Linked DNA regions of Mus musculus: all the other regions are linked to region 1. Evidence: chromatin loops called from intact Hi-C (ENCODE). Cell type or tissue: left cerebral cortex. All regions are shown on one strand. Region 1 has its middle 1.4 kb from the start of Kif23. Region 2 holds the start of A730043L09Rik (RIKEN cDNA A730043L09 gene). Region 3 has its middle 14 kb from the start of Paqr5. Region 4 has its middle 5.8 kb from the start of Paqr5.

Region 1 (2,500 bases):
GGAGGGCAGCGCTGGAGAAAAACCTGAGAGGGGAAATCCCGGCCCTTCCGCCCTTCCGTTCTGACGCAGAAGCTGAGATCTCCCAGTCTTTGTCCTGAGAACCTCTAAGGAAGTAAAGCCTTGGTCGGGCATGTTCTAATTTCAGGCTGGCCGCTGGCTACCACATCATCTTATTCATTTTATTGTATTTATATTTTATTTTTACCTTTACTTTTAGTTCTACGTTTACATTTTATCTTACTTTTGATATTTATTTTGAGACGAGAGTATCTTGTATCCCAGGCTGGCCTCACACTTACAGTGAGGACCCCAGAATGATCTTGAAGACTATACCAACTTGGCAGACAACCTGTTGTAAGTTCCTTTCTCTGGATTCTCCAGTTCTCTCTCTCTCTCTCTCTCTCTCTCTCTCTCTCTCTCTGTGTGTGTGTGTGTGTGTGTGTGTGTGTGTGTGTGTGTGTGTGTTTCATGGTGCTAGTGATCAAACCTAGAGCCTCACAATGTTAGGCAAAGGTGATACCACTAAGCCACACATCCTTAACCTTCAAATTCTTGATTTTGATGTTTCCTGGATATACAGAGATGCATAAAATCTACCCACTGCCCTTGTGCAACCACCGTTTACCCTTTGCCTTCTACAAGTTGATTCTTTCTCATTTAATCCCAGCCCCCATGCTGACGATTCCCCAGGGATGTAGCCACACCTGCGTTCTGTGACTCAAGCTCCACTTAGAACTTCCTTTAGGGCCAGCACTGATAAGGATAGCCAGTTTAATATCCATAGTTAATGTCCATATTACTGGACATTAGTCTTTCCAATATTTACTGTTGCAAACTGCTTCGATGAATAAACCTGAAAATGCATCCATGGATAAATTTCCAGAAGCAGATAGAAAGCTACCAGGCTTTGCCACCATCACTTTCCAAAACCGATCCATTTGACTGCACTCTCACCTATAAGTCACAGGTCTGGGAGAGCCCTAGGGTGGGTCATCGCCCTTTGCTTGAGACCCTCAGTGGGGCCCTGAGGCTAGTCTTCCTGTTCAGTTGCGTCACCTCTCACCTGTCCCAAGCCCAACGCTCATGCGTGGAACGTTTCTGCCCCCACACTCGAGTCTCTCTGCTGTCTCTCAGCCTTCCTTTCCTCGGAGAATGCCTCACCTTCTCTGGATCCCAGAGCCCCTGCCGCCCCTCACTGCACCGTTGATTTCAGCATCACCCCACGCGGTGCCCGGCCCCTGTTTACGGAGTCCTCTCCCAGCGTATCCTCTTCAGCCTCGCTAGATGGCACTGTTGCACGCTCGGTGCTTACCACTATGGGCATGGCCCTAAGCGTTGAAAGCGGTGGAGGCTCTCACTGAAGGACACTGGAGGGGCTCTCCCATGCTCCATCTGTAGCTTTGACTCATGCTGGGTTTTCTCTCTCTTGCTCCTGTCCATCCATAGTAAGGCTCTCTAACTCATTCGTTTTCTTTTCTTTTCTTTTTTCTTTCTTTCTTTCTTTTTTTTTTTTTTTTTTTTGGTTTTTGGTTTTTCGAGGCAGGGTTACTCTGTGTAGCCCTGGCTGTCCTGGAACTCACTCTGTAGACCAGGCTGGCCTCAGAAATTCACCTGTCTCTGCCTCCCAAGTGCTGGGATTAAAGGTGTGCACCACGCCCACCCTCCTACATGCCCTTTCTAACCACCCCCCCCCCCCCCCCCCCCGCTTAAAAAAAAGACAAAGGAAAAAAAGAGAGAGGGGGGGAGAAACTCACACACACACAGAAATCCACAAAAACACAAACTGGAGACCATCATATACACATAAAAGCTCAATAAAACAAACAAAAAATAACACACAAAAGTCCAATATGCCTTAACAAAGCAAAATGAAGCAAAAAGTCTACAAAAATATCATTGTTTTGTGTTGGCGGCCAGGCTACTGCCGGGCATGGGGGCCCTGCCCATAAGTGTGATTTGTGTACACAGTGGAGACTCCATTGGAGAAACTAACATTTCCTTTGCAAGCAGGTAACCAGGACAGACAGCCTCTTGGCTAGAGGTGAGAGCACTGGTACCCAACAGGCTTGTGCCCCTGCAAAGGTCCCTGTGAGTCCCTATGTGTGCCAGCCCTGTTGTGGCTAGAAAATTGAAGTCATCACACCCTCTGGCTCTTTCAAGCTACACACCCCGCTCAGCCCTGAGGCTGAGTTGAAGACATCACATTTAAGACTAAATGTTCTAAAATCTCTCACTCTCCCCATGTTATCCAGGGGTGGGTATCCGTGTTAGTTCCCATCAACCGTAAGAGGAAGCCTCTCTGTGGGCTGAGTGAGATGCTGGGCAGTCACTTTATTGCTATGTTCCCTTAGCAGAATAATAGAGAAGAGTATTTGGTTTTCTCTTAGGCCCATATCCTAGCCACTCTTAGGCTCTTGGCCACCGAAGCAGTATTGGGCATTGGATCCTACCGGATCCCACCAGATCCACCTTGTAAAGTGGGCCTTAACTGGGAGACCTT
Region 2 (2,500 bases), 300 kb after region 1:
AGGATAAGGAGCTCAGGTGAAAGCAGAGGGTGGGGAGATAGGGTACCCTTGGCAGCTACCTGGGACAGTTCCTAAAGATGGCGCTTTAATATCTGAACTGGAGCCAGACTGTTGGATGCTCACTGCATCCCTGTGATTGGGGGCCACGGGAGAAGGAAACCCTGAGTAGGGTATGGTCACCGGGCTGGGCCCCCCCCCCATGGGTGAGAGAATCATGTAGGAGTGGGAAAGAGGGGGACGGAGAAAAGGGAAAGGGGGGAGGGCATGTGGAGGTCAGAGAACAGTCCTAAGCAGCTGGTTCTCTCTTTCCACCATCTGGGTCCTGGAGTGGCACTCTGGTCGTCAGTGTTGGTGGCGAGTACCTTCATCTGCTGAGCCATCTCTCTGGCCCGTCATTTATTTTTCTGTCACGTGAACAGGCATGTCAGATAGTCTTTTTTAAACATAATGTTCTATTGGGGTTTCTTTTTTTAAAAAAATATACCTTTTGCCACAAAAACATCAATTTTTTTTTTTTTTTTGAGGAAGGATCTCATGTAGCCCACTCTGACCTTGAACTCACCACGGCGCTGAGACTGGCCTTCCATTTCTGATTCTTCTGCCTTCATATCCACACGTGCTGGATTACAGGCGTGGGCTTCGACGTCTGCACCCGACACACATCGATTTGTTCACTCTGTGGATGGTAAAGTGATGGCTCAGAGAGGCACATCTCCAAGCACAGCACAGCAGAAACTATGTCAGTCCAGTGACCCGACTGCTGACCAGGTGTTTGCACAGGGACAATCTCTGCTGCTGTCCCTAACACCGCCCCCCACCTTTTCAGTCTTGTCTGCCAGGCTAGTGACACTTCTCAGTAAAGCTTGTGTGACCTCTCCTCCCATCAGTGTCCTCTGGCTCCCAGCGCATTAACAAACGGCACTTGTGCACCTAACGGTTGGTTTTGCTAATGCCTGCTGTCTCTCAGAGCAGAATGGCTCTGGCAGCGTCACTCCGCCCGCTGTGTTTGCACTCCTGGTCTCCAGATCCCAGCTGACAACTTGATGTGCTGCACTCCTTTCCAGAGCTCGTACGTTTCAGTACTCCCGTGCTCCAGTGACACTCTCAGCCAGCTTAGGCCTGTCCACCTCACGCGTGCTAGGTCTCCGGCACCACAGGTCAGACCCTGGGAAGTTCACAGCTTACAGAGAAGAAGGACAGATACCCACAGATGGTCAGAGACTGAGCCTGGAGGTGCTGCCTGAAGCAGAGAGTCTGTAACAGGGTGCGTCCTCCAGGCCCTCTTTCATTCCATTTAAACCCTTTAGGAACGATCCTGCCTCCGGGTGAAGTGAAGTGAAGCCTCCGGAGATTCCCTGGTTCTACAGCGCCCTCTTGTGGACAACTGGAGTCTGCCTATAGAGAAAGCAAAGGGCACTTTCGATTAGTCATGGGGGACAGAAGGACACTCAATTCTTCCGACCAAGTTCTTTCACCTATGACCAGTGTCTTAGCTCCTTTCCGGGTTAGTTGTATGTCAACTTGACACAGACTTCATTCATCTGGGAAGAGAGACTTGCACTAGCAAAGTGCCCTGTGATATTAGCCTATACATAATCCTATGGGGCATTTTCTTGATTAATGATTAATGTGGGAGGACCCAGCCCTCTGTGGGTTATGCCGCCCCTGGGCTAGAGGTCCTGGATTGTATTAAAAATAATGGGCTGAGCAGGCTGTGGGGAGCAAGCCAGAAAGCAGCCCTCCTCCACAGGCTGTGCTTCAGTCCCTGCCTCTTGTCCCTGCCCTGACTTCCTTTGGTGACTGACACACTACAATGTAGAACTGTAAGATGAAATAAACCCTTTCCCTCCCAAAGTGCTTTATTACAGCAACAGGCGCATAACTAGATGGTTGTTTTCCAGTTCGTTGATAGAAAAGACCCTGGCAAAGACAACTTGAAGAAGGATGGGTTTATTCTGACTCCCAGTTTGAGGTCCAGCCCATCACAGCAGGGGAGAAAATTCCCATAGGGGGGAACCTGAAGCAGAGGCTCAAACTGAATATTCAGTCCAAGAGCAGAGTGCACCTGCAGCTTTCGGGGAGTCTCCTGACTCCATCTCTTGTCTTGCCCTAAGGCAACTGGGATTACAGACATGTGCTATCATGTCTGCCTTTGTGTGGGCTCTAGGGGGTCCAAATTTGGAACCTCATACACATGTGGCAAGTGCTTTTACCCACTGTCCCACCTTCGATTACTGGAGACTGTGGGGAAGGCCCTAGCACCAGGCCTGGCCCCAGCTCCAACAGGCGAAGCTTCGTGCGAGTGAGCCCCTCTTTTCCAACCACCTTCACTGGAACAACCAGGGCATGTGATTAGCCTCGGTCCCAGTGGAAAAGACTGACGAGGAGAGGTTGTCAGGGTGGCTACGTCCCAGGTGGCTGGATTCTTAGGTATGTAAACCAGATGACTGGATGCAGAAAGGTATTGTCTGCATCTCGCTTCTCAGAAGATCAATGAGGC
Region 3 (2,500 bases), 92 kb after region 1:
GCATAGTGAAGCCGATTCTAGGCTTCTGAGCCTCAGGACAAGAAAAGAATGAATTCATATTATTTTAGGTCACTATATTTGTGGCAATTTGTGATACCCACTGATATCAAGATAAGCAGGCCTTTACCTGGAAAGGCTCTTTGGAGACCCTGGCAGAGTCCCCTTGAGGGAAGTGAAAACTACATGCTGGCCTCTAAGTACAAAGGTTTTTATTTAGTAGGTGTGAGCTGGCAGGGAAGCTGTTCTTCTAACAGGCCCCTGAGATGCTGAGGCCCTGCGGCCACCACAACAAACCGTGTTGGGCTTCCAACTCCCCCACACTCACAGCTGTCTCCCAGTCCTGTTCACACACAGACTCGGGAGTTAACTTGTTAAATTGCAGGTTCACATGTTCACTGCCTAGCTCCTCTCAGAGAATGACAGGTCCCTGGAAGCAGGACCTTGGCTTTGGTAGGGTCCCCAGGTCTGAAACGGAGTCTCACCACATACAGCCAGTGAGCACCTGCAGCCACATTGACGAGTGAATCCTAGGTGCCGTTCCTGATGCCACAGACATGAATAAGCTCCCACGGGGGTGGAATGAGGTTGAGAAGAAAGGGGGATGAAAGGAGTCCTCGAGTCTTTCATCAGAAAAGGGCTGCAAAGGTGGAGGGGGAGAGCTTAGAGACAGCCCGGCTGCCAGAGCGCTGAAGACAGTCGTGGCCCCTGGAAAGTGGCAAGGAGGGAATCCTAAACACGGAAAGCCCTGGACAGGGCCCCGGGATGACAAGTTCTAGGTGGCAGACTGAATGATATCGGGTTGTAAAGACTCAGCTATGTAATTTTCCCTCTCTTGAGACACTGCAATAATTTACGAAACTAATGTGGGTATGTTTGAAAATATTTATGTCAAATCTGAAAAAGTGTAAAGAAACTGAAACTTGAGCTGAGCGTGGTGACACGTGCCTTTAATTCCAGCATTTGGGAGGCAGAGGCAGGAGGATTGTAGTGAAGCCAGACTGGTCTCCATAGTGATTTCCAGGCTAGCCAGGGCTGCCTTTAAAAAAAAAAAATCTTGGAGAGGCATTGGCTTGTTCTGCGTCTCCACGGAATGAGGTGTCTGCGGCAAGACGCTGGAAAGAACTTCCCTCTGCTCCGCCATAGGAAAGAAGGAGGAAAAAGAGCTGATCAGTTGATGAGGAGAGCAAGGAAGCACCCTCGTTTCTGTGCTTCCCCCAGCATCCTCCGAGTGACGCCTCCGTTCTCCCACTTAGCTCCGCTGAGCCTCCACTGCCCTGCAGGTGGCGCCCTCGTGACGGCTCACACAGTCGCTCTGCTACTGCGTTTTCCAGGGCTCCAAACTCTCCAGCCTTCAGCTCCAGATTGACTCAGAAACCTCTGGCCTGATTTGAAGCGGTCTTCCAACTCCACTCCGTTGAGTTAGGACCCTGCCCTCAGCACTTTTGCTAGGGTGAGACAGATCAAATCCAGAACTGACCCGCAGAGTAGAGACCACCCCCAACTCCCAAGCTCTTGCTTTCCCTTCCACCCTAAAACAATTCAAAACACAGCAGTCCCTCTTCTTTAGACTGTTAGATCAAGAAGCAGGCAAATGCTAATGGTTACTGCTACACTGAAGACACATGTGACCAGGAATTAGGGAAAGTATCTTAGAGGCGACAGGGCAGCTCACTGTTACAACTGCAGTTATTTCATTTATATAAAATATTTGCTAAATTTTAACCAATTTCTAAAAGTTAAATTGGGAAGCTCAGATTTAAATATTTTTTTATTTCAAGTTTTGACATTTACTACAGATAATTAGAATTTTTTCCATTTCCATCCAACAGATACTTATTATTTATTTACTTTGTTTGTTTGTTTGATTGAGACAAAGTTTGTCTGTGTACTCCTGGCTGGCCTGGAACTTGCTCTGTAAACAACTCAGAGATCTGCCTGCCTTTGCCTCCTGAATGCTGTGATTAAAGGCATGCACCACCACATCTGGCTAAGATATGCTTCAATAACTCAGGAAAAAAATCATTTCCACATACCATTTCTAAAGAATTTTTACACCTGATTTAATTTCCATGATGAAAGTGCATTTAAATGTTCTATTCTGAGTATAGCAAATTTTATTTTTTTTAAATATGTATATACATCTGGGGTGAGTGTGTGCGTGGGCGTATGCCTGTGGAGGTGGGAGGGCAACTCTTAGGAATTAGCTATCTTCTTCCACTGTGTAGAGACAGGCTCTCTCTTATTTCCACTGTAGAGTAGCCCAGACCAGGTGGCCAGTCAGCTTCCAGGCAGTCTTCCTGTTTCCACCCCCACCTCACTGTGGGTGCTGGGATTATAGATGGACACTACCACATCTAGCCTTTTCTTTTTAATCACTTATTTTGTGTGTATGAGCTTTTCAGCTGCATGTATGATCTGAACACCACTCATGTGCCTGGTGTCCAAGGAGGTTAGAAGAGGGCATCAGATGCCCTGGATCTGGCCTTACAGGTGGTTTGGG
Region 4 (2,500 bases), 84 kb after region 1:
GCTGACATGCCTAGAAATGGTTTAGACCAGAGACACTTGGAAAGGAACACTGCCCAGCCCTTTGAACTGCCTGTAGGCTATGCAGTGAGCCTCAGGTTCCTGGCTTTTGTGAGGTGTGCATCCATGTCAGGAAAGGCCTCAGTAATGAAGCTCTCTTTGAATCGTTCCTGTAAGTAACTCCTCACTTATACTCCTATAAGTAACCCTAATAAAACTTAGGGTTTACCAAGACCACCTTGGTGGTCTGCCGTGATATCCCTGTCTGGGGTGAGTAGATGTGTGTATTGTGTCTCCCCAGGAAACGGTCCATCACACAACACAGTGTGGTCATGGCTATCTGAACAGTACCAGTTGTACCCCTTTTCTGATAATATCTATCTTAAGGGCTCCCTCTGGAAAGCCCCTTTCTTCCAGAAAAGGGGCTTAGAGCAAGCTATGCTTCTCTCTGCTAGTCCTCCCCATGCCTCAGCCAAGTTTCTGCAGTCCAGGACCTGGAAGCCATTTGCCTTGCGTTTGTGTTGTGTTTTGAGAGCACAGAACATCAGGCTAACCCTTTGAGGTAGGGGCACAGTGGCTAGAAGTCCCTCCCCATGCATGGATCATGTCCTGACTTCAGTCCTTAGAGAAGTGGAGCATGAAAGACTGGCTCTTGATGAGTGTGTGTGGTTGGGAGAAGGTTCTGGAAGGGGAAGAGGAAACCTCCACTTGGCCAGGGCTCAGGCCCCTGCCTCACCAAGAAGAAACTTCAAGAGTTCATCTTCTTAGGTATCCAAAGGAAGCCCCAGACCTGCTCTGTGCTTGGAAGTTTCCTAGGCCCAGTGTCTATCAGAACTAGAATGGGGCAGGGGAGGAGGGGGGTGCTGGGAAGATGGCTCAGTGGTACACTGTTTGCCACATTGTGGGGAGAACTGGATCTCACATAAAAGCTGGCTGCGTGAGCCCTCCTTCAATCCCAGAACAGCCCAGAGCAAGCAGCTAGCAGACGTAGTGGTTTGAATGAAAATGGCTCCCATAGGCTTATAGGGCGTGGCATTATTTGAAAGGATTAGGACATGTGGCCTTGTTGGAGTGGGTGTGGCTTCACTGGAGGAAGTGTGTCACTTTAGGGGTGGGCTTTGAGTTTCAGAAGCTCAAGCCAGGCCCAGTGGCTCACTCTCCTTCCTGCTGCCTGCTGATCCAGATGTAGAACTCTCAGCTACCTCTCCAGCACCATGTTTACCTGCCAGGACAATAATGAACTAAACTTCTGAACCATAAGCCAGCCCCAGTGAAATGCTTTCCTTTATAAGAGTTGCTGTGGTCATGGTGTCTCTTTATAGCCATAGAACACTAAGACACTGCACCAGGTAACAGGTAAGATCTAATTCAAGTGAGAGACCCTGATCAAGGAAGACACCATACATTAACTTTGGGTGTTAGCATGCACAGACTTATTCATGTACCGACCATCACTCATGGGCTCATATACATATACATATACATATACATATACATATACATATACATATACATATACATATAGATAAGCACATACCTGTAAAACACACACACACACATGAAACACAGCCAGAGTGCCCTCAGGGCCCATCTAATGTGAAGAATAAGATGGTCCAAGAGCAACAGAAAAGTGCTGAAGAGCCTAGTAGCCTTGTGTTGTCCAGACCTGTCTGACACCCCAGCCTGCCACTCCCAGGCACTGGCTTTACATCAGGCAAGATCTTACTTGACTCTCTTGGGCAGCCCCTGTTTGTAGGGGAGAGCCAGGGTCCAGGGTCCAAGCTATACTTAGCATGGAGAGATCTGCTTTATAGAGGTGGGGGCTTCTTTGACAAGACTTGCGGGGAGAAGCTCAGCTATTTGAACAAGGCTTTAGTTCTCCCTCTCCTTGAAAGCACCCTGGCTACCCTTTAGAAATTGCTTTCTCTTATTAGCCTAAAAGTGTTCCTGCCCTTGCATCCCCAAATCCCTTGTACTAGCTCATTTTGTCTTTATTATCATAAAATACTCAGGGTTGGGTAGTTTATAAAGTAAAGAGGTTAAAATAGCTAACGGTTTTGGAGGTTGAAAGTCCAAGATTAGGCAGTTCCATTGAGTTGACATCAGGTGAAGCCTCGTGGCAAATGACATCAAGATGGTGGGTATGAGGCCAACGATCCCACGGTAAGATGGAAAGCAGGAGGGCAGCCAAGGATCAGGCTCATTCTTGTAATAACCACTCTCTCAGCAACTAACCAGGGTCCCAACATTGATCTGTTTTGAGGGAGGCACTGCCAATGACCTTGTGACCTTGCAGGAGGCTCTACCTCCTAAAGGTCCCATAACTTCCCAACACTGCCACATAGACTTAGCAGGCCCAGCTACTGAGTCTCTTACATACAAACCTCATCCAAACTGTAGTGTGCCCTCCCAGAAGAGCGTCACACCAGTCCAGCAATACCACTTCAGCCTTTTTAAAACCTCCTCTTACAGTTTTTGTTGTTGTTTTTAAGTCTTGAGACCA

The links. Hi-C counts contacts between places; a loop is a spot of excess contacts. Peaks named below come from ENCODE experiments on the same cell type or tissue, not always from the same donor. Only the 100,000 strongest peaks of a DNase experiment are listed, where the experiment ranks them.
Region 2: it touches region 1 in a loop (8-fold over the local background); 20 of 42 quality-filtered maps call a loop at or near these places.
Region 3: a loop joins it to region 1, with 2.2 times the contacts of the local background. A loop is called at or near these places in 4 of 42 quality-filtered maps.
Region 4: a loop joins it to region 1, with 2.6 times the contacts of the local background. A loop is called at or near these places in 4 of 42 quality-filtered maps.

What each region holds. Positions count from the first base shown.
Region 1 is chr9:61,946,910-61,949,409 of GRCm38, forward strand. No RefSeq gene overlaps it. Among named protein-coding and RNA genes, the nearest start is that of Kif23, 1.4 kb to the left of the region's middle. In left cerebral cortex, a CTCF peak has its summit at 1,276; a DNase peak (open chromatin) is centred at 1,303; H3K4me3 peaks cover 1,309 bases; H3K27ac peaks cover 913 bases.
Region 2 is chr9:62,243,126-62,245,625 of GRCm38, forward strand. A730043L09Rik (RIKEN cDNA A730043L09 gene) reads right to left here and starts at 975. Exons shown (of 3, transcript NR_040769.1): 1 at 819-975; 2 at 563-676; 3 at 1-404. In left cerebral cortex, CTCF peaks have their summits at 1,387 (motif pointing left) and 1,588; a DNase peak (open chromatin) is centred at 1,356; H3K4me3 peaks cover 220 bases.
Region 3 is chr9:62,039,089-62,041,588 of GRCm38, forward strand. No RefSeq gene overlaps it. Among named protein-coding and RNA genes, the nearest start is that of Paqr5, 14 kb to the left of the region's middle. In left cerebral cortex, a CTCF peak has its summit at 1,259 (motif pointing right); a DNase peak (open chromatin) is centred at 1,269; H3K4me3 peaks cover 192 bases.
Region 4 is chr9:62,031,362-62,033,861 of GRCm38, forward strand. No RefSeq gene overlaps it. Among named protein-coding and RNA genes, the nearest start is that of Paqr5, 5.8 kb to the left of the region's middle. In left cerebral cortex, no CTCF peak of the experiment used is centred here; no DNase peak of the experiment used is centred here.